2 separate regions of the Homo sapiens genome follow, and region 2 is linked to region 1. A link is an interaction called in ENCODE POLR2A ChIA-PET data of the cell type or tissue named here. Cell type or tissue: MCF 10A. All regions are shown on one strand. Links, peaks and the distances in the headings refer to the core of each region. The heading gives the core; the rest is flanking DNA.

The links. ChIA-PET counts read pairs that join two places held together with the same protein. Peaks named below come from ENCODE experiments on the same cell type or tissue, not always from the same donor. Only the 100,000 strongest peaks of a DNase experiment are listed, where the experiment ranks them.
Region 2: POLR2A ChIA-PET joins it to region 1 with 12 read pairs; 5 of 35 experiments call an interaction of 5 or more read pairs at or near these places.

The regions. Positions count from the first base shown.
Region 1 is chr12:65,941,435-65,952,964 of GRCh38, forward strand. It overlaps HMGA2 (high mobility group AT-hook 2), which reads left to right. Exons shown (of 5, transcript NM_003483.6): 4 at 9,949-9,981. It overlaps HMGA2-AS2 (HMGA2 antisense RNA 2), which reads right to left and starts at 7,273. Exons shown (of 4, transcript NR_199060.1): 1 at 7,001-7,273; 2 at 6,330-6,690; 3 at 1,204-1,259. In MCF 10A, for the core only: no CTCF peak of the experiment used is centred there; a DNase peak (open chromatin) is centred at 7,417.
Region 2 is chr12:65,826,284-65,837,813 of GRCh38, forward strand. HMGA2 (high mobility group AT-hook 2) reads left to right here. Exons shown (of 5, transcript NM_003483.6): 2 at 1,718-1,804. It also overlaps the pseudogene RPSAP52. Among named protein-coding and RNA genes, the nearest start is that of HMGA2, 7.6 kb to the left of the region's middle. In MCF 10A, for the core only: no CTCF peak of the experiment used is centred there; no DNase peak of the experiment used is centred there.

The DNA of each region.
Region 1 (11,530 bases), core at 2,438-10,437:
AGTTAATGTTTCTCGGAGTGAATATTAAGCTTCCTCCAAGAAAAACAACTCAACTCCTAAAGTCAGCCCTAAACTAGTGCCAAGAAAATAGTGCTAAATTAGGCTTCTAGGAGAGATATGACTCAGTTAAGTATCATAGAGCACTCAACCCATAAACTATCCATTTGTAGTCCTTGAGAACATAAGAGATTACAAATAAATGTACTGACTCTTTCCTTAAGGAAAAGAAATGCCTAAAATCATGATTCAGCTTTTTAAATTCAGTTTCCATGTGTAACTGTTATAGCTGCTGGGAAATACTTGATAGTCAAATCATTTTGTAAAACCATTTCCAAATGTTTAGTCTAAGATTGGGCAAATGTTCTTGGAACCAAATAAATTTTCTGAGTATTGATTCTAAATCTCTTTAGTCAGAATGAAAGTACTAAGAACTGTTTTAAAAATCATATTTTTCTGTAAGCTTATGGGCAAGCATACAAGAAAAGATATACATGTTACATGTCAAATTGTGTGTATCTAGTTCAAGTCCTGATCCGATTTCATATAATCTCTATCTGAATAATTGGCCAAATGTCAAGAAGATGCATATCTTAAAGGGACTTTCAAGTATATTGCCAACGTGATTGGAGTATTAACAACAAATTTGGATATTAATTCTTGGTAATCTCCAATAGCATCTAATTTCATTTCCATTATTTCATAGATGCCTCCTTTTCATCTAATATTGAGCATTAATTAGTCTTTATTTGGCTGGAGTTAACATTAGCTAAAGTTTGAACTTAGGCTATAGCATCTGTGCATACATGTTTGATTTGTGAAAACCCAGCAGCATGGCAGTTCAAATATTTATTCATTTTCCTGTGCTGGCTCTTAAGCACATGTGCATATGCAAAGTGACCTAGCTTTGTGAATGGTCATACACAGAGAAAAAGAAATACATATAGAATAAATAATTTGGGCCTTAAAAAATATGTATATATGTGTGTGTGTGTATACATATATATGTATAGCGTTCCTTTTTTGAAAACTTGTAGCATAAGGAAATAGGACTGAAACATTCATTATTTTCTATGAAGTAACATTAATCTCACAATTTTCACTCCACTTTTTGACTAAGGGTGGATTTTTCCCCTAAAATCTTAGAGAATCATAAAAAATGAGATGAAAAGTCAACTTCTGAGACTGTGTATTCCTTTACCCCACCTGTGTGCGACTGTTTACTTCAGACTGCTTTATGTTCCTCAGAGCACAACCATCTCCTGTAAAACAAAAATGCCTATTAAACTGCTATAACTCGGGAGCACACCGGAGCATCCCCTTAACACTAACCATGGTTTGACAACACTATCCCCAAACCACATCTTTTGCTTTCTAATTTGTTAAGCTTAACTGTAATCTTTAACTTTCCAAAGTGAAGGCAAAGAAATTTTCTTAATGTATTTCTTTGTGATAGGGAAAAAGTGATACTTTTCTTCTACTTCGTCTTCAAATTTCTTCTGGAATTTTTTTTCAGTGACCTTATCTCTACTTTTTCATTTTCCCTATTATAAAGAAAATAGTCATCTCTTCTTTCATACATTTATCTTTTCCATATTTGATGAGCACGCCTCCCCGCACTTAAGAAAACATTGTAGGAAAAAAATATTAATCTAAAATTGTACATTGTACTCTAATATCTGTTTTTCATTTGTCTCCCCCATTAGACTCTAGGCTTCTTGAAAGATTTCTTCTTTGTTTTCTACACCCAGTTCCTGCCTGTCATATAGTTCAAATATCAATTAGTATTCGATGAGCCAATGAACCACTTCATCAGGTCAGAATCCAGAAGGATACATTTTGAAACTAATCATGACACTGTGATTTTTAAAGGGCTTCCCATTGATCTTTTCACTCCATTCCAAAGGTGTCTGAAAGGCACCAGAGGGAAGGCAAAAACTCCAAAGTATCAGCCCCCCAGTCTGTTCTCATGAGAGCTGCTATGGCTCATTGCCACACATACGCAGTCTGATGTTAATCAACACTAACTAGAGCAGCTTGTGGCTATTCTCATCCTTGAGCAGATGAAACAAGGCCAGCAGCAGTGAGGGCACTTTGCTATAATAATCCAATAAATACTTTTGAAATGATGCTTACTTTTGTCTTTTGCATTAAAGTCTAAGCGCAAAGCCAAGTAGAATAGAAAATAAAGAACACTTCCCCTCTTCCACAATACCAAGCAGAAATTCCAGAGATTTTGCCAAAACTCCCCCATAGATTTATCGCTTCTTAGGAGACTTTGTACAGAGAACTACAAAATCTCCTTTGCACCATAAGGGCCAGATGTTACTGTTGAATTGTAACCACCCATAGCTACATGTGTACACACATTTCACAGTCATCTCTAAATGCACACAGGAGGCACAATGAATGGAAGTTAAGACCTAACCTAGGCTTTTTCTAGGTTCAGAGAAAACCCTGACTAGCTACTCCTGGTAGATGGTTTCTCCTCTTTACCAAAGCCTCCCATCACTAGGGGGCAGGTTCATTCCCAACTTAGGAAGCACTAAAACAGAAAAGCTTTCAACCCCAGAAAAGTGGTACCTAGAGGTGTGATTTGTATAGCTAGCTGTAGCTGAGTCTCATCCTCACAATGTTGCATCAACATTTGATCTGAAATAAATCCTTCAAACTTCAGATATATCATATTCCTATCTAATTATCAAAATACATTCCTTAGGTACATTAAAACTTTTTGATCACTTACTATTGTAGAATACCTCAAACTGAACTCCCCTATATCTGATCAATACCTGAGTTGACCATTAATTTTAAATTTAATTCAAAGTGACAGTTTTCATTCTAGACCTTCCTTGGATAGCCACAGAGATGTGTTATGTACAAATTATTTCAGTCATCCAGTTTCAATGAAGAGGTAGAGTTCAGGTGGATTTGGAGTGGGTATGAGAATCTAGCCAGATGGCCACAAAGACAGTCCTGGTGCTCTGGAAGAACAACCACAGCATAAGCAAGAAACTGGAACACCACACCTGGTATAGGCCAATCCCTCTTTTCACCACAATCTGGCAGTCTTTGGTAAAATAAGTGTAAGGGGAAGGATCCAGGCTGGAGAGGAGTGAGCAGAAAAATTGAGTACAGGATCTCAGAAGGTACAAAAAGCTACGCAGAAGGTACAAAAATCTGTTGCCTAATACAGCCTAATGACAAGTCACAAAAATTACCTTACTGAATTAGAAAGACCTTATCTTGATTGTATGGGATTAAACCATATGAAATTGCTGATAATTGATTGGTTCTGACCTACAAAAATGCCAGTTCAGCTAGCTCAACCTGATAGTATGAGTCACACGGGGTGAATGCTATGAAGACGCTCTGCCTCCACCTATCCTGGTGATACAGGTCTGCAGGAGGGTTTGCATCTAGAAATCAGAGATTTTTGTTTTTTAAGAGTCAGAGTCTTGCTATGTTGCCCATATTGGAATGCAGTGACTACTCACAGGTGCGATCATAGCACACTGCAGCCTCGAACTTCTGGACTCGAGTCCTCTTGCCTCAGTCTCCCAAGTAGCTGGGACTAAAAGCATGTGCCAACATGCTTAGCCCTAAGATTTTTTTTTTTTTACTTAACCTCCCCTGGAGCTCCAGTTTTTCGTTGAGGGGCCTCAGGGGCATCCTGGGAGGGCAGAGATGGATTGGAGTGGAGGCCACGTGAATGAGTCTCAGAAATACCATTTTGTCTGCTTTCTGTTGTAGGGTTCCACATAAGATCTAACATAAAAGGTGTGGGGGAGGTTCTTATGCTTTAAAAAAAAAAAAAATGATTCAAAGCCTCCAAAGCCTGAAGTTCATTTTTTGAAAAGTGACCCAAACACAAATCTTGACATTCTGGAATATTGAAGTTTTAAAACTAAATCCGGAGGGCCATGAACAAGTATGTCGATCACATAATTTCGTGAAAGGCAAATTCTTGATAATGGTCATCCTCCTTCAGCCAGGTAAATGTCAAATTCAAAGAAAATATATTCAGGACAGCACTGTGAAATTTCTGAGGATAAGAGCATATTTCACAGCACATAAATGAAAGTGGATCTCGGTGAATGTTCTATACAGAGAGAAAGGTTGTGTTTTGAACCTTTAAATAACTTTGGACAAAGGGTGAAGAAGGATATTGTTCACACCACAAGTCAAAAGCCACTCCCATCAATGTGCCCAACCACACAAGTCGAGGCTGCTGCTGGCCTTGATGGTTCATGGCCATTTGGAGTGTTTGCAGAGAGATTGGATGATTACTTGTCTAGAATTTGAGCTGTGTCTACTTATTCAATATTTTGGAACATTTTTTCTATAAATAACCGGTCAATTTTGTCTAGAAATCAGTGAAGTGATTAAGTAATAGGTCTATGTATTTATTGAAATGTTGTCTATATGGTAGGGATATATTCATCTGTCAGTTCAGGCAGATAAAACTGGCTACACTTGTGTGGATACAAACATGATCATAAACCTCACTAGTTCAATGAGCTGGCTTACATCTAAAGGACTCTTTTGGAAGTTGAAAAACAAATATCTTTTGCGTAAACATTTTTAATATGACACCATATTTAACTTAAAATTTTAAATAACAGATGATCCTGTGAGATGCTATTTTGTGAGGTGTGAAAGGCCCCCAAAATGTAACTCTCATTGAGGAATTTTTATAGAAATTAGGGTTTTTACATTCTTTATTAGTAAATAGCTAGAAGATCTGTCTTATACTATATTGCTATGAGAATGGAAAACAATCTACATGAAAAAAGATTATGCTATGGCACAGAAGTACCTATTGGTTGAACAATGGTCATATGATTTTAAAACAAAATCATATGATTTTAAAACAAAGTGGGCAAAATCACCTACTACTGCCTGGCAAGAAGCAAAGGATCTAATTATATTAAAATTCTGCTGCTTACATTAAACCCAGAGACTCATCTGCACAGACAGCCATGTGAAGGGCTTCTTTCTTTCTAAGGTCAACTTGAGACCCTTTACATAATAATCATGTTTGCTTTACCATACATTGTGCCTAATTTTTTTTTAAAAATTAAGTTTGTAAGCTCAATTCAAGCCTCTTTTTATTTAATGTTTAGATTAGTACTAAAATGAACTACTAATGTCTGGGTCCTTTGTTAGCAAGGATTTTCTTTCAATACCTACCAGAAGGAGTGGCTTAGCTGTCTGAGTATCAGCTTTAAAATACCTAGACTTCCTGGAACCATAGATTGTATTCTTAGGAGGGCTGAGGAACTTCTTAATTATTCTGAAATAGGTGGAATGGCAGACCATTTCCTACACAAGTGTCTCTCTACAAAATCTTAAAAATCCAAATACTCTGTGGATTTTAAAAATTCAGTAACTTTTTTTCTTCCATTTGGAGAAATGTTCATTTGCTGTATGACCTCAGAAATCCAAAAATATGTCCTTTCCTTTTGCTTATCTTCTACAGTTTCTTAGCATGTTGTACCCTAAGCTATTTGTATATACTTTAACAATGATATTTATTTGCTTAAGCATTATACTTTCAATTGTGGCTGAGCTAGTCCATTCTAAGGGCTAGACTGCAGAGAACTACTCACTGAAATCCATGTGGTTAGAAAGAGCCCTTTTAAGCTTCACGTGGTATGTTCAACTCATGGGGTCTTTGAATTCTCACCACTTTTTTTTTTTTTTGAGGCAGAGTCTTGCTCCGTCACCCAGGCGGGAGTGCAATGGTGTGATCATAGCTTACTGCAGCCATAACCTCCTAGGCTCAAGCAATCCTCCCACCTCAGTCTCCCGAGTAGCTGGGAGTACAGGCATGCGCCACTATACCTGGCTAATTATTTTTAATAGAGATGAAGTCTTGCTAGGTTGCCCAAGCTGGTCTCGAACTCGTGAGCTCAAACAATCCTCTCAAAGTGCTGAGATTACCGGCATGAGCCACCACACCCGGCCACAGTTTCGTTTTAACATCTGTTAATCCAAAAAATTTCTTCAAAGTCCTTTGGTGATTTTGTCAATGCTGCTATTGATGTTTTGTTCTGGGAGGAAGCTCTCTTTCACCCCATTGTATTTTAGAAGTTTCAATGCAACCATGGAATGAGGATTTTCATTACAAGCTTTTTGAAAGGTGCAATAGTCTCAACATAATGAACTCAAAATCTCAGTGCATTGAAGGGTTTGCATGCCAAGTTGACCAAGTGCCTAAACTGTATAAACTCCCTATGTGCACACTTAGAATTGGATCATCAGATTTGTCTAAACAACTTGAAAGGCTTTGCTATCTGTTCACTGAACAGTCATTATGATGTACACACCTTTAAGAGGGACTCAGCCCCTCCACAACTGATAATGAAGGAAGAATCTCCAAGTGAGGTGAGGCAGCTGGACTTTGCAGGTCTGACTCTTGTCCCCTGCGATTCACTTTTCATCAGCAACCTGGAGGAATCAGAACTAGGCCCTGCTGAACAATCTGGAGATGAAAATCAAAGCCGGGAAGTACAGCTTCTCCTGGATTGGATCTCGATTTGACTTTTTTCTTTTTTCTTTTTTTCAAGGAACAGACTGGGTTTCTTCAGAGCATTATATCAGGGATTAAGAGAATCAGTAGACTCGGGTTGTTTTGGTTTTAGAAAAAGATCTCAGACGATTATTTAAATTCCCTATGCCTTGGTTTCCCTGTGAGAAAATGAAAACAGTAAGGCCTGGACCCTCCCAGTAACAAAGGGGCAGATGTTAAAAATATAAAGGATTCTAGCTTTCATATAGGAAATGCATGTGCAAAATATTACTCATTTATTAAGGTGCATGAAAATTTACTGTTAACAACACAGAAGACTAATATGTATCATTGATGTTATTCAGGTCTTATAAAACTCTAGTGGCCAGTCGTGTTTTTAATGCCAAGAACCCCGAGGAGCAACTGGTTTCTAAGAATCAACACTTAGTTCTGAGCCGAGAGATGCCCCAAGGAAGATAAGAGACTTACAGTTTGTTTGGCGTCCAAAAAGCTTTCCAGACAGCAGTTTGTTTCCTTTCCCTTTTTATGAATGGTGGTAGTATTATGCTTCAGTCTGCGTTTTCTACCAAAGCCATTCATAAAAATAAAAACAAAACAAAATAACAACAACAAAAACTTTCTCGGCACAGTCTGGAGCCATTGGGTGCCAGAGGCTGGGAAAACATCCTGGCAGCCATAACCCCAACCAACATTGAAAGTATTCAAGGGTCTGTTTGTTTGGTGGTCTGAAAAGTATGAAGTGCTGTGTCTGAGGGTAGCTGGTAGAAGTTCCGTGACACGGACTAGGCCGGGAGCCAGGGCTGGCAGAGATTCAGACATTGTCTTTCCCCTCATTGAAGTGTCAGGACCTAATTCATGGAAAATTGGGTGAGCTGGCAGCTCTTTCAGAGGATTTCATTGAGCTGCAGTGTGCAGGAGTCACATGAATGCGGGAGCCTCTGCCAAAAAAGGAGGGGGATTTCTGAGCAGTAGGAACCAGTCAGCCTGCAAGAATGTATGTGGATTTGAAACGGTTTGGGAGTAAACATGTGTACAGGTGTAATCAACAGGGAAAAATGGGAGGAAGATGAGTGCTCTCTTCTTCCAAATGACCCTTTGGAAATGAATCCTCTATTAGCCCACGCTTTTGTGTCCTAAGAGGCAAGAAGTCCTCATCGTTCTTGGTTCGATTTTCCCTGGAGAAAACATCATCTCAAAACTTGGGCTTTTGTGATGACGTCATCTTTACTGTGATTTAAAGTCAAATGGAAGAACGTCTTTTCCTTTGAGCAAAAGTACCTTGCCATTTATTTTATTTTTATTCTGTCCATCTAAAAAAAAAAAGCTCTAATGATTTTTATATGGAATTTTTAATGTACCAGCAATAAACCACTGTACCACTGAGAGGAACTCTGAGAGGAAGGGGCTCTCAGAATGAATGAACAGGGGCTAGTGAATAGTGAACGTATCCTAAGTGCTGTTATTTGGGAGAACTGGTGCAAGAAAGCATGTCGCTATCCACATCAGAGTACCTCAGGTGTACTCACAAATCTCAGCGATGTGTAGATAGAATAATACATGCCTATATTCAGACATGAGAGTGAGGACTGGAAGCAAATAATCCATCGAAAAGCTCAGGCTTCAAATCCATCTTTTATAATGCCAAAGAAATAAGAAGTATTCTCTAATACTCGATTGGAAAGTTAGGCAGGCAGAAAAACATTCCCTCGGATGTTTCACTCAAAAGAGGAGAGTTTTGCTCTACACATACAATAGATACAGATATAACACAATATAACACAATATTCTTCCCATGATACCACGAAGAAACTGAACAAACTCACAGAATTATTTGCAAATCATAAGGGACTTGAATGCAAAACATTAAAAGAACTCTTACAACTTTGTTATGAAGAGATAGCAAATTTTTTTTAAATGGGCAAAGGATTTAAATAAACATTTCTTCCCAGGAGACATATAAATGGCCAATAAGCACATGAAAAGATGCTCAACATCATTAGTTGTGAGAGAAGTTCAAATTGAAACAGCAATGATGTTTAACTTCACATCCACTTGGATGTCTACAAGCAAAAAGACAGGCAATAACAAGCATTGGCATGTATACGGAGCAATTGGAACTCCAGATTCATTGCTGGTGGGACGGACTGCAAAATGGTACAGCTGCTTTAGAAAGCTGTCTGGCAGCTCCTCAAAAAGTGAAACAAAGAATTACAATATGAACCAGCGATTCCACTCCCAGGTACATACCCAAGAATGAAAACATGTTCGCACGAAAACGTGTATATAAATGTTCATAGTAGCATTATTCATAATAGCCAAAGGGTGGAAACACCCCAGATGTCCACCAACTAATGAATGGATAGGTAAAATGTGGTATACCCATACAAGGGAAAATTATTTAGCATGAAAAGGAATGAACTGCTGATGCTACCACATGGATGACCCTAGAAAACCCTAGGCCAGTGAAAGAAGCCACACACAAAAGACTCTACATATATAGTATGATTCCACTTACATGAAATGTCAGGATAGGTAAATTCATAGAGACAGAAAGTAGATTCATGGTCACTTAGGCATGGGAGGTGGCTAGGGACGTGGAGGGTAGTGGGGAGTAACCACTAATGGGTACAAGATTTCTTTTAGAGGAGATGAAAGTGTTCTAAATTAGACTGTGGTGATGGTTGCACAACCCTCTGAATATACTAAAATATACTTTAAATGAGTGAATTATGTGGTATGTAAATTATGTCTCAGTGAAGGTGTTTTAAAAAAATAAAATATTAACAAATTAGGTACCTTCACTCCTCAGTTTTGTGATATATAGGCTAAAAACAAAGTGAATCAAACAGTTAAGTTTCTTTCAAGCTAGTTGGCTTGTATGCCAGAATTTAATTGGGAATTGGAATTGTTTTCACTGAGATAACCTATGTTGTATTTCCTTAATATAGAGAGATCATGAATAGACATTTTTGTTTTTTTTGAGATAGGGTGTTGCTCTGTCACCCAGGCTGGAGTGCAGTGGCATGATCACGGCTCACTGCAGCCTTGACCTTTCTTGGCCCAGGTGATCCTTCCATTTAGGCCTCTGAGTAGCTGGGACTACAGTTGCAACGCCACCACACCCTGTTAATTTTTGTATGTTTGTAGAGAGAGGGTTTCACCATGTTGCCCAGCCTGGTCTACAACTCCTGGGCTCAAGCCATCCGTCCGCCTCTGCCTCCCAAAGCGCTGGGATTATAAGCGTGAGCCACCATGCCTGGCCAAGTATAAACACTTTTAACATTGGATATACCAGTTGAACTTTATACTTTCCTCTTTCCTTTGCAGACAAGTATCTGTATTTAAAATATGTACACCTAATTTTTTCTATAATGTATATTTTCTTTTAAAATATATCTTTTTCTTTTCCTCCTTAGCCACAACAAGTTGTTCAGAAGAAGCCTGCTCAGGTAAGACATAGTCATTAATTTTTTTCTCCCAATTAATATAAAAAGTGAAATATGTACTGAAAAATGTCCCCAAACTAAACCTTATTTCGCATTTTCTTACTTTTGGTTATCGTCCTGCAGTATTCCTGAAAATGTGTTGTAGCCTTCAAAGTTAGGAATATATAGTCTGCAATCGTACCATGAAAACCTCCCAAAATGTAAGGTCTTAAGTGTACAAAGCAAATATAAATTCTTTTAAAAATAAAACTATTTTATTACATTGCCTCATATGTAAAACAAATATTTAATCTTATCCTATATTTTACCAATTCTTAAACATCAAATTTTGTCCTTCCAACTGACTGTCTATATTCTGTTGACACCAGACTTATATTTAATGATTCATGACTGGAAACATATTTCTTCATTGAACAATTTCATAATATTTGATGATCCCAAAACACTCCAAAGAATGCTAGAATACTTGGAAATTAAGTTATACTAACGTGCAGACTGATGCATTCTTAGATCTTATTTAAATAACTGAATCACAGTCTCTGAAGTTTTTGGCAACATCAAATTGGAAAATAGCTCTACGTCTCTTGCCCCATATTCCTGGAGCACCTTGTCCTCACTATAATCTGTACATAGAAACATTAAAAAAACATATTTATTGAGGAAGCATATCTTGAAGAAAACAAAACTGAAGTATAAATTAACCAGGATTGCTAATAATGTGAGCCAGTATTAAAGTATAAGAACGTCCTGCTGTTCTCTTCCCTTCTGTATGTAAATAGTCATTGGAGATCCAGGTGGTATCATGCTGAACCTGCTAAAATAAGTAGTAAGCAGTGTCATGAGCTATCAAATTAAGTAGAACTCTTTCATGTAATTTTAAGTATCCATGAAATTTTTTTCCCTAGAAGTCTTTACAAATCTACCTTGCATCCTGTTTTCTTAGGTCAATGTTGCCTTGCCTGGGAAGGACCACCCGGGCAATCTTATATATCTACTGTTCTCTAAAAATGCCACTTAGAAGAGAATTGAAACTTCCAAACACATGAAAGGATCCAAGGAAAGTGTCTTCAAACAATTACATATGAGCTTTAAGTGGAATAAAAACAGAGTTACCATGAAAAAAATCATTTTCATTGCTGCTCCCATACCTAAAAGCTAAGAGTGGGAGAGGGGTGCTAAAAAAAACCCAGTGTTTGTGCGTCTTTAAGCAATATTTAAAAATATATACATATAAACAAAAACTTGACATTTTCATTAGGAGAACCCAAATATATTTAGCCTCTCATCCTTTAACTGTACAAAAATCAAGAGAAAGTAAATTGATAATTCTGTGCATTTGAGTCAAAGGATGAGGCAGAGTTCACATTTGCATCACAGGCTGTGAACTATAGATTAATCACTTTATGTGGTTTGTTAATATTGATTCAGCCCTTGTGCTTAGTGTCATAGGGAAGATGAGTCAAACAAAGAAAAACAGTCACTGCATCTGAGAAATGTATTTATATGTATATGCCTGTGTCCTATCCAGTGGTATGCTGGAACCAGCCCTTGT
Region 2 (11,530 bases), core at 1,485-9,484, 120 kb before region 1:
TGTCTGCGGATGCAACCAATTAAGCGTGCAGCCGGCGCTTGCAGAGCTGCGCTCAGCGCGCAGGGCTGGGGGTTTTGTTCGCTGTAATTTCCAAGCCGCGGCGGGCAGAGTTGGAGCGGGATATGTCTATTGAGAACATTTAAACTCCACTTTCTCGGGCTTTAAAACTTGCTCTCTGCTTAGTCTTAAATCGCTTCCTTCATGGCAAACACGCCGATTAGAAAATAATCCTAGAGTCCCAAAGTTGTCCGAGAGCAAGGTGGGGAAACTGAACAATGTTTGCTTGCCAGTGCATTTTAGAAAAATTGAGAGTTGTACCTTTTTGAAATCATCAAAGGAAACAAGCCGATCTAGAGGCCCCTGAGTTTTCCCGCTCTGCCCAAGCGACACTTTACACCGCATTTGAATCCTGTTTTACACCTCCCAGGAAGTCTCTGCCCTCCCCCACTTGTTTCCCACCCGCCACCCAGTTCTAACTCACTAATTGCCCCCCCTCCAAAAAAAAAAAAAAAATCCAAAAGAAATTACAATGGGGTCTGGAGGTGATTGGATACTTTACCTTTGAGTTAAGGCAGAGTTCACAAAGAAAGAAAAATTTGTCTCCGATGTGTTTGCTCTCGATGTGCCCACTGGTGCTAGTGGTCCCACAGAAGCTTGCAGGGAACCTTCCCGAATTCTCTAAATGGGATGCGAATTTTCATTGAGGACGTTCATGGGTTTTAAGTTAATTAGTCTCACTTAATCACCGAATCTGAATGAAATGTGAATAGATGATTCACTGGATAAATATTTGGGATCTGGAATATTAATCATCGCATTCTCTTAACCACTTGAGTATTTACTACTTGGCATAGGAGCCATTTAAAGTTTTGCTAAACCAAGTGATTGCTTCCATTTCTCATTCCCAGACACTCCATTCCTCCTCGCTTTTACCTCCTTTTAGTTTTCTCCACTCCACCCCCATAAGAGTTTTCTCAAAAGAAAGTTTTGAAGAAAATATGTTTATTTTTATCAAAAGATATTTAAATTTAGACTGGAGGCCATGCCTGCATCTCCAAAAGGAAGTGGAGAATTGAAGCAATTAACTAGATGATTCAAGCAAAACCTCCCACCATAGATTTACTATAATTATTTGGAAATTTTAGGGGGAATGGAGTTATTTTGAACTGAAGAACTTGAATAATTGCTCCAGTATTTCACTCAAAATGTGTCAGTTGAATCATAATCCACCTAGAAGGCAGGTATACAAAGATGATTAAAGGCCACCTTTTCAATATGGAAGATTGTTGAAATATCTGTGATGGTAGCTTCGTATTTCTGTTGTTTGAAATGCTAGTATAATGCAGAGTGGTGTTCGTTTAAAATGCCTATTATTCCTATGAGTTGCCAAATGCATAGCCCTGTAAACTTTACACCTTAAAAGTATATGACTTTCTTTCTAGAACATGCCTCTTCAGTCTTTGTTACCATTTTAGGTTTGAAGTAGAATCTAGTTTTCATATACAAAATAGAGTTTCCTCTTTGAACCCTTGCATTAAAAGTATAGTTATTTCCCCTTTCTGTAAACTCTGTACCATCATCATCCATTTATGCTTGAACTGAACGTGTTCCAACAGCTCTTTTGAGCAGCACATGCAGAAAATATAGCTAAAGAGTCAGGGTCAATTTCTTTCAGACATTCTTGCCACAACAGCATTTTTTTTTCCCTCACAATTAGGAACCAACCGGTGAGCCCTCTCCTAAGAGACCCAGGGGAAGACCCAAAGGCAGCAAAAACAAGAGTCCCTCTAAAGCAGCTCAAAAGGTGAGATTTCTCAAGTCAAGCTCTCCTAACTTCATCAATGACTGACTACAGGAGCCTGCCTGTAACTTTCCCATTCTAACTCCGCAGCCAGGAATTTGTCCCAACTGGGTAACACAAGACTCATTTCTTACATTTAACATTAGTTAGATGCGAGTTAACCTTTTTTGTAAGCAGATGCTCAGCATAAAAAGTTTATGAAGATACTTAACAGTGTTGTTTTTAAACAAACAGCCACCAAATAATTTGAACCTTAAAACGGGTAGAAGTGAGGAAGGAAGGGGTTGCGGGGGGGGCGGGATGAAAATGACACAATTAATATTTGCACCAGTTGTAAATAGTTAAAAACAAATCAAAACTATAGATTTTGCCTGGTGGTAAAGTTTTTGCAATTTCCTCTGAAAAATGATAAAGATTGATTTACTTTGTGCTTATTACATGGCTACTGCAAACCAAATCCCCCTATTAAAGTACTTTGCCAAATAGACGATAATTAGAAGTAAATCTAGTTGTGGGATAGTGGAAAAATTCCATGAATTTTGCAGCTTTAATTGTGATAATAAAGTATACTGTTTGTTTTACAATAAACCTGCAGTATAGTATATCATAATCTCAAAATGCCTTTTCATCAAGTGACATAGAAATGTCTGAATTGGACAATGAGACTTTTTAAAACAAGTATTTGGCTCATTTAATATCTCTTTTTGGGCAGAATGGAACCCAGTTAAGTGTAATATTCAGTGTTTATCTTAATAAGTTTAAACTTGCAGTTTAAGATAACTTCAGGTTGGCTGTGTTTAAGCTAGCAAAGAGGAACTATGTCAGGGTTAATGCATGTATAGAGAAGTACCAGTCACTTTTTTGACTTTATAAATAAATTGGAAAAAAAAGTTTCTGCGTTGTATTTGTAGGTTTGTGTAGTAATTGAGAACAAAGTTTCAAAAATCAGAACTAAATTTGGATATACCTTTTCACCGGTTTTGGGTACTCCATGTACAGTATTTGTTAGAAAGGACTATATGCTCATCGTTTGGGGATTAATGTTTTGTGTGATTTTCTTTGTGACTGTGGGTACTAACTGTAATGTATGTAAACTGCCATAGCAACTAATGGTACATATAAAGTTATTTAGGAAGTTACTCTGAGTTCTTGTCTGTTTTAACAGTTTTGAACAGAGTTGAGGAGCATATTTTTAATATATTTAAATTTAATTGCTTCTTAGAGTTTAGATTTAATTGTTTCTTATTTAATCAATAAACTTTAAAATAGCTCTAAGTAACCTTGTTATTTAAAAATGGCAATATATAATCTGGTATTTTTAATATGAATACTTTACATTTGTTTCATTTTATCTCATTTATAAATTAACTAAAATGGACTGATTTTACCAAGGAGTTTTTCTATGTTGTGTAAGTGTGGAGTTTACCTAATTTACTTTTATTCTAAGGAGATGCACAAATGAATATCTTGTTAGATAGCTGACACGCATTTAAGCTGTGGTATAATTCCTCTGAAAAACACATCATGATAATATCTCCTAGGAAGAAATCTTTAAATTTCACCATAAATAAGTAATTTGAAATTTAATACTAAAAAGGAAAATGAATTGTCTCCCATATTTTACTATATTTCATGTTTTTTGGATGAATAGATAGAAACGCTCCCATCGCCTCCGCTTCATTTTAAAAAGCTTACCACTGACTAACAAAATTTGTATTGAGAAAAGGGAAGCTGAAGCTAGTGCCTAGTTTACCACCTAAAGCAAAATTTTTAAAGTTGATCTATTCCTAAGTAAGGGTTGATTTATTTTTAGTGACTCTAGTGACAGGCATTTGTAAATGACCCCCCTACGCCGCTCATCTTTCTGAAAATTCTTCATGTGTATGCATACATTATTCCAATTTCCAAAACAGAAGTAGGCTTTCTTTTTTCTAAAGATTCCTTCTCCAGAATCTTTCATTCTTTCAGACACAATTATTTCCTACAATGGTGTTATAAAAATCCCTCTTGTAATAAAAATGAATAAATACATTTGCCCATAACATGACTTATTTTTCTTCAGTTTTATAAATTACGCTTCATCTGGAGAAGAGAATACCTTGCAAAATAATGAATGACATTGATGAATCGTTCATGGCATGTGTAAACTTAAGGTATTTTCACTTTCAAATCAGAATTTGTTGAGTATGTTACTATTCTATATAAATATGATTTTCAAACATTTGTTTATTAAGCATATATTGTGTTCTAACAAAACATATATGTTCGTCAGGATTTTGCAATGCAAATCTTTTTAGAAAAAGTTATATTGTTCATAACATGTAAGATAAACATACCCTGTGAGACTGACCAGAATAGATATGAGAAGTCTTCTATGAGTAACAAAGTGAGTGTTTTCCTGTAAACTGAGACCCATCACAATGCAAAATACATTGCAAAGACTGGTAAGTATATGAGAAGAAAGAAGCCTAAAATTAGAGGAGCTGCAATGCACACTGAAATCCTGATGGTTATATACTTAAAATTTCTTGCTGCTTGGAGTTTCTTGACTTACAAAGTTTATATTTGGATTCAGTAATTGGCCTTGGGACATTTGAAAACAAAGCTGTTGATTTGAAAATTAACAGTGTGAAACTGGACAATGCATGCAGAATGTTGCAAGACCAAGTGAATGACTACTAAATTAGCCATCACTTCAATTTCAAACCATATTCAGTAGAAAATTGATTTATATAATATGTAAAACAAAGACATTTATAAGAACACAATTTCCTATGCTTGGAACTTTTGGAAGAGAAGATAATTATTCTTCAATCTACTTAATATTCCATTAAAACTAATTACTATGCATGACCATTGTGTAATGATTCTAGTCATTCCTCAGAACTCCAATCTGAGTGCTCAAAATTTGTCCCTGAATCAGTTTCATATAGTTACCTGAATAAAAGAAATCAGAAGTTAAAGTTTTCCTGAATAATTCATTTGTCCATGTGTGTATACGTCTGTGTGAGCATATCTTTACCCTTTTATTTATTTTTTAGTCTGAGGTACACCTATGACCAGTTATGTCTTAACTTCCTTTTTTGTTTTGTTTTGCTTTGCTTTGCTTTCCTGGTTGTGGTGGATGGAAATCTTTGCATTTTTACAGTTCCCAGATGGTTAGAGAGAAAGAAGTTATAATCTCCTTTAGTTTAGGGTTTTGTTGTACTTTTTTAATCATGACAGAATACTGGAGGGGTTGTCACTAATTCTTCAGTGTTGAAGGTCTCAGGTCAAATTCACCTTTAAGTTTTAAGCCAATTCTCATTCACATATTTTAGGAAGTTTTTTTCTGAGGTTGAATTAAATTTTATTGGAAGGAAAATGAAAATAAAAAAAAAAGATCTCAGGTGTGAGATAACCCTACTTCATCATGTCATATATTTGTTCACCACCCTTTTGACTTTAGGTGTAATGGACAGATCTAGGAAGCAAAGTGCAGAATGAAAATATCTAGATAAAGTAGTTATAGTTAAAATAATGTGTTCAGAGTAAATGTTTAATCTCTATGTTTGATTTGCTATAAAAAGAAGGCCTGAATTAATTAGATACTGTAAAGACTACTTCATGCTCCTTCTAATCATTTGCATTTCTCGAAATGTGGTTTGCTTTTCATAATCATTACCCACACCAATCACAGATATTTTAAAAAGAGAGAAGATAGTTTTAGTCACCATTTCAGAAAAATCATTCAGCATAAATGCTGAGTGAGGACAGAATTTTCTTCAGAATATAGTAGGCCTAATTAAAAGGAGAAACCAAAGACATTATTATTGGTGAGTTAAGGAAAGGTAACTTTGGAAGTTATCATATAATTCTGGCCTATGGTTTCTAAATTAAACTACTATGATTTAGTTTAATTCCTCTGTGTTTCAATGGGCAGGTAAGTTTTATTGTGGGATTCAGGGCCCTATCTGAGGATACAAATGAATTCAGGCGGATTCAGGGCCCTATCTGAGGATACAAATGAATTCAGCAGGTGAAATTAAGTAAAGTCCAACTGTTGTTCCATTATCTTGATATTTAGGCTGACTTACCTAAACAATTGACTAATTTTTTTCTTTCACTTTGCCAGGGAAGACAAAGCCTTACTTAATGCACCAGCACATTCTATCTGGTAATGCTTTTAATCATCACAGATTATGATCCAAATATGGGAGATTGAAATACATTTGAATTATCTTATGAAGTAATTTTATTTCAAGGGACCTATAGTTCTACTTCTCTGGAAGCTCTCATCCTTCTGAACTCTTCTGAACTTGAAGTCTCCTCATTTCTCTGGCTGACCTACATTCCTGGCTCATTTTTATCTCAAGTTCTCAACAGATCATTTTGCTAAGGAGATAGAATATACCAGATTGGTATTCTATTGCATTTCAGTTCTTTCTTGAGAATAGATGGGTGCTGAAGAGGATTTTATGTCAGTTAAATCATTCAAACATGTCTTGTCTTGTTAGTTGACTTTCTGCAGTTTACAGAGCAGAAGGCACAAAGTGGAAACTGAATTAATTTCACTGATTCTGAAGGTTTTAGTTATGAATCTTTGTTCTGCCAACCAAGAGAAAAGGGGAAATAGAGAACTGTTATTTGTTAGGGCATTGCATTATTTCATATTGTTTTAATACACTGAGCAATTTTGAATGGCATATTCTATTTAAATTAGGGAAGAGTAGTGCAGGCATTCTCTTTTGTCTAGGATCATGTTTGCTCAGAAGGTAACTCCTGTGATCAATAGCAATGATCTCTTGTATCATTGCTATTGATTTTTATGATTACAAAGAAGTAGAGAGAAGATTTGGAGGAGAAGAATCTTAAACTTTGAAAATGATAACTTTGCCTGTCATTTGGCTTTGGTTTTAATTTAGTGTTTGTATACATGAAGATAAGCATGTGCAAAATAAGGACACCAGAGTTGACAGTAAAGGCTAACTTGGGTAATAGGCAGGAACTACAATGGGTGATGGAAATTACTTATATTTTCTATTGGAAAATATATTGTGATAGCAAATTGTAATGTCTCTTCAAGGCTAAAAGTGTTGCATGTAAAATTAGGAAACTTACAGAACTGGATTATCAAAAAGGTAAAATGAGAATTTCCTCAGTACTTAGTGGGATTGATTCGTAGAGTTGATTTTGATATCAGTGTACATTGATTTATACTGTTTATATTTTTAAAAATAGCAACTGAAGGAAATAAAATGTGCTTTCTAGGCTTTGGATAGTGGGCTTCATGCAAATCAAGATACATGCAAACAAGACAGGGCACCATCACACCCAAATATTTTTCTAGTTTTTTTTTTTTTTGGTACAGATGCACTGATGGATTTGCAGTGGGGGATTTCTGGCTATATCACAGTACATAAAAAAAATGATGAGAGAACTTGTAATAGCAAAAAATTAATAGCCACCTAAACCTGACCCTGAAGTCAGAATTGAATTATTCTTAGTTTCCAACCTCTGCTCTTGTCCATGTGTTTATAGGAAACTTGGAAATACATTACTTTTAACTAATTTGATTTTCACCCTAGAAGGTTATCTTTTATTTTTTAAATTTTTGAATGGCAGTTTTATTTTATATGGGAATAGCTCTCCAAAGAACAGACACTTCACTGCATTGAAATCAGATTGGGTCTCAGTTCTACTACCTGTGAACATGGGCAGGTTGCTTAATCTCCCATTTGTAAAACGGGAAGTAACACCTGCCCTGCCCTACTGAAGTAAGATAATGCTTGGAAAGTCACTTTGGAAACTAAGAAAATTGGTAAGTATTATATTTGTGGGTAGCATTTTAAAATAAGGGGAGGGAAAAGAAATTACATTTGACTAAGTGCTAAATGCCATAGCTTTTGTCAGGCACTTTATATATATGTTAGCTCCTTTAATCCTCTGATTTAGGCATTGTGGTCTTCATTCCACAAATGAGAAAACTGTGATTCAAAGATGTAAACAGGACATATCTGATATTCAACTCTGGTAAATGGTAGCACCTGGGTTTGAATTCACTTTAATTCTAAAGCTTATACTCTTTCCACTACCATGTGCTGAATGTTCTGTAAAATATTTGTTACAAGGTAGATTTCTGTTATCTCCAGTAACCTGAAATGCAGGTTGGAAATTACGCTTTGGGAAACCTTTGAAGGGCCACTCCAAAGGTTATAAAGGGATTGGAAATGTATGCCTTCTGCGACTGATACCCACAAGACTTCTGGTTCCCAAATAATATCATGGGGCTATGTCTTTGGGAATTGTAACACATCCAGAAGTTTTCTTCTTTGCTAAATGAGAGGGCTAGGTGAAATTATCTCTAGTTTTACTGAACTCTAGAATTCTGATGATAAGAGGGAAATAAGACACACATATAAACACTTTTCCTTCCTTTCCTCTTGCCCTCCCTCCCTCCCTTCTTCCTCCTTCCTTTTTTTCCTTCCTTCCTTCTTTCCTTCCCTCCCTCACTCCCTCCCTTCCTCCCTTCCTCCCTCCCTCCCTCCGTTCCTCCCTGCCTCTCTCTTTGCCTCCCTCCTTCCCTTCCTTCAACAAGTATATAGTGAACACCTCCTGTACACGAGGCACTAGTGCTAAGCACTGTTTTCAAGCTCAAGAGATGTATTTGCTAGTGAATTTCTTTCCTAATTAGTTTTTAAAATATGCAGTACATTGAAGAGCCTGGAGTACAGAACTTCTTAGAGAAAGAAATAATTATATTTCCCATTTAACATTTCTCCTAATCTTCATGGACTTGCTTCTAAATATATCATAAAATTAAGTGTACAGTTTTGAATCTGAAGTTTAAAACATAAAAATATTAATGAGGGCAAACAAGGGAGAAATGACACTTTTAATGAGATATGATTGTTGTAAATATTCGCATAATAGTGCTGGTAACAGTCTGAAATTTCAGTTCTTACCAATGAGAATTCCGACCATATCTCCCTTTTCTCTCTTGATGTGAGCAATAAATAGTGAGAATTAGTTATGCCTCTGTTATACATGGGTTTGTAGTATAAAGCCAAATTCTATTCTGGCAAAGGAAAACCAAATATACACTTCTACAGTATTGCATATGTTAAAACAAAACAAGCCTCCTGAATGTTTTGTTTGTCTTTTTTGAAAAATAATATCCTGAAGAGCATTAAACACAGGAAAACAATATTAAAGCTGATGTTTTCCAATATGTAAAAATCCTGGATCTAAGCTGGTTTACAAACTAAAACCCTAACTTGTTTTGCAGCCTTTGTGGAGTTTGATTAGAATGATTAAATAATGTGGGTTTTAAAGAACAATGAAAACCTCCCAGATTGACGCCACACAGCACAGCTAATGTGTTTCTTCTAGATGTAGTCTCAGAAGAGGGTTTCAGTTTACATGTAACACTGGCCTGAACGACCAAGGAGCAAGTTTGCTTTTAACAAGTCCGAGTGATAATCGTGATATTTTGCCCTTTAGTTAATGGTGCAAATTTTATTTCTCAATAGGCTTTTTGTAAATGAGATGCTCATTTAAAAGTCATCTTATTTGCAGGGCTTTTTCTGTTTTTGAGAGATTTGCTTTCTCTGATTTTGAAATACAGTGAAACTCTTTCAGAAAAAAAACCTCTCTCTTCAATAGATTTTAGATACACCCAGATCACATCATGGCCCCTGAAACATAACAACCGTGCAGAAAAAGCCTGGTGTAGCACTGTTAACTTCTAAGGTCAATAGGCTCCTTCTCCCACCCTGACTTCACACCCCCTTTTCAATAAAAAGGATTTCTATTTTCCATGTTTGTGTAATTTACTACTGGGTTAACTGTGCAATCTTACAGTTGCTTCCAAAGATTAAGTCAGATGCTGCTTCTGTGCTAGAGAACTCCACACTCATGTATAACTCACTATGCAATAGCCAAAGGGATCCTTAAAAGCCTCATTCTAAAGGTGACAGATGGGTGTGAAGGAATACTTGCATTGACCAAGGCTTCTGTGAGAGGAAACTAACTTGAAGAAAAACTCCCTTTCTGGGAGGCAGAGGCGGGCGGATTACGAGGTCAGGAGATCGAGACCATCCTGGCTAACATGGTGAAACCCCGTCTCTACTAAAAATACAAAAAATTAGCCGGGTGTGGTGGCAGGCGCCTGTAGTCCCAGCTACTTGAGAGGCTGAGGCAGGAGAATGGAGTGAACCCGGGAGGCGCAGCTTGCAGTGAGCAGAGACCGCGTCACTGCACTCCAGCCTGGGCGACAGAGCGAGACTCCGTCTCAAAAAGAAAAAAAAAAAAAAAGAAAAACTCCCTTTAAGGGTTCCATCTAGTTAGGAGTGAAAGAACACTTATGGAGCACCTCATGGGAGGCAGGAACTTCTAAGTACTTCTAGGAATGATGTCTCACAGGAGGAGTCATCTCCATTGCACGGATGAAACCAAATTGAGGTCTTCAAGGACCTGCCCAAAGTCATAAAGCTAAAATGGAAGAGCAGGAATTGGAATCTAAGCGTTCCAAGGTAGAGTCTGTGATCTTCTCAGGGCACCTCCCTCTCCATGAGGCAATGCTCTGAAGAGGGTATTATTTACTTGACACTCTGGGCTTTCGCTAAATTCATGCCCTTGGGACTGAAGGTAAGACAATGCCACTAACCTCTGACAACAAATGATTCCTTTGTGGAGCCATTCAAAAGTGATAATAAACAATGATTCAGAGTGTCCAAATCAGATGGTTAGATAGAACCCCTAAAGGCTACCAGGTTTTCTTTTGTCCTGGGAAATTAACTGAATCAGTGACAATTTTAGTTTCCTAAAGTATTTTTTTATGGTAGCAAATGCTTGTATACTACCGGGTAGTAGCATTGTTAAGAGGCTAGGAGCACAGTCTTTACAGTTAGACAAAACTGGGTTCAAATCCCAGGTCTGCCACTTACCTGCTTTGTTTGTGACCTTGAGCCAGTTGTATACCTAACCTATCTAAGACTTAGTTGTTCATCTACAAAATAAGAGGAATAATAATACCCACTTTATAAGGCTGCTGTAAGGATTAACGTAACACATGTGACTGACAATCGAGTGCCTGGGATATTTTAAATGCTCAATATTTGTGAGTTAACATTACAGTCATATAGAGTTTGCGTTAATTCATGGGACCTGTTGGATAGTAATGCCAGATCAGGGAGATACTATTTGGTGAGAAATGTTGTGGCTTATTTTATCTCTCATCTACCTGTCTGTCTATCTGCCTATCCATCTATCTGTTTGTCAACTATCATGTAAAGCTATTTGTTTTTACCAGGCAGATTGAAGAGAAAAAGAGGAAAGTTTCATTTGGCAGTGTAGACAGTCAATATCACTGTACCAAGTACCCCCACCGGCTGCTAACTCAGATAACAAAAGTAAAATGTGGAACAAGGTATCCTGGTTCAAGTTACCTGTATTTGTGTGTTAATATAGCCATGGATGATTCTTATACATGAAACAATATGTACTAAGTTTTCTTTATCCTAAAAAGCAGGAACACGTTTTTATAGATGTATGTGATATGTGTGTGTATTGGTGTGTTGTTGTGTATGAAGATTGGACTAGGGCTGACAAAAACGGAAAAACTAATTGCTTTATAAATAATGTTAACAACTGTGATATCAGAAAAATCTTCTGTGAAGTAAAGCAATGAAATAAACTCTCAAGATAGAAATGTATTCATGTTAAGTGTGGGATTATGGTTAATAAAGT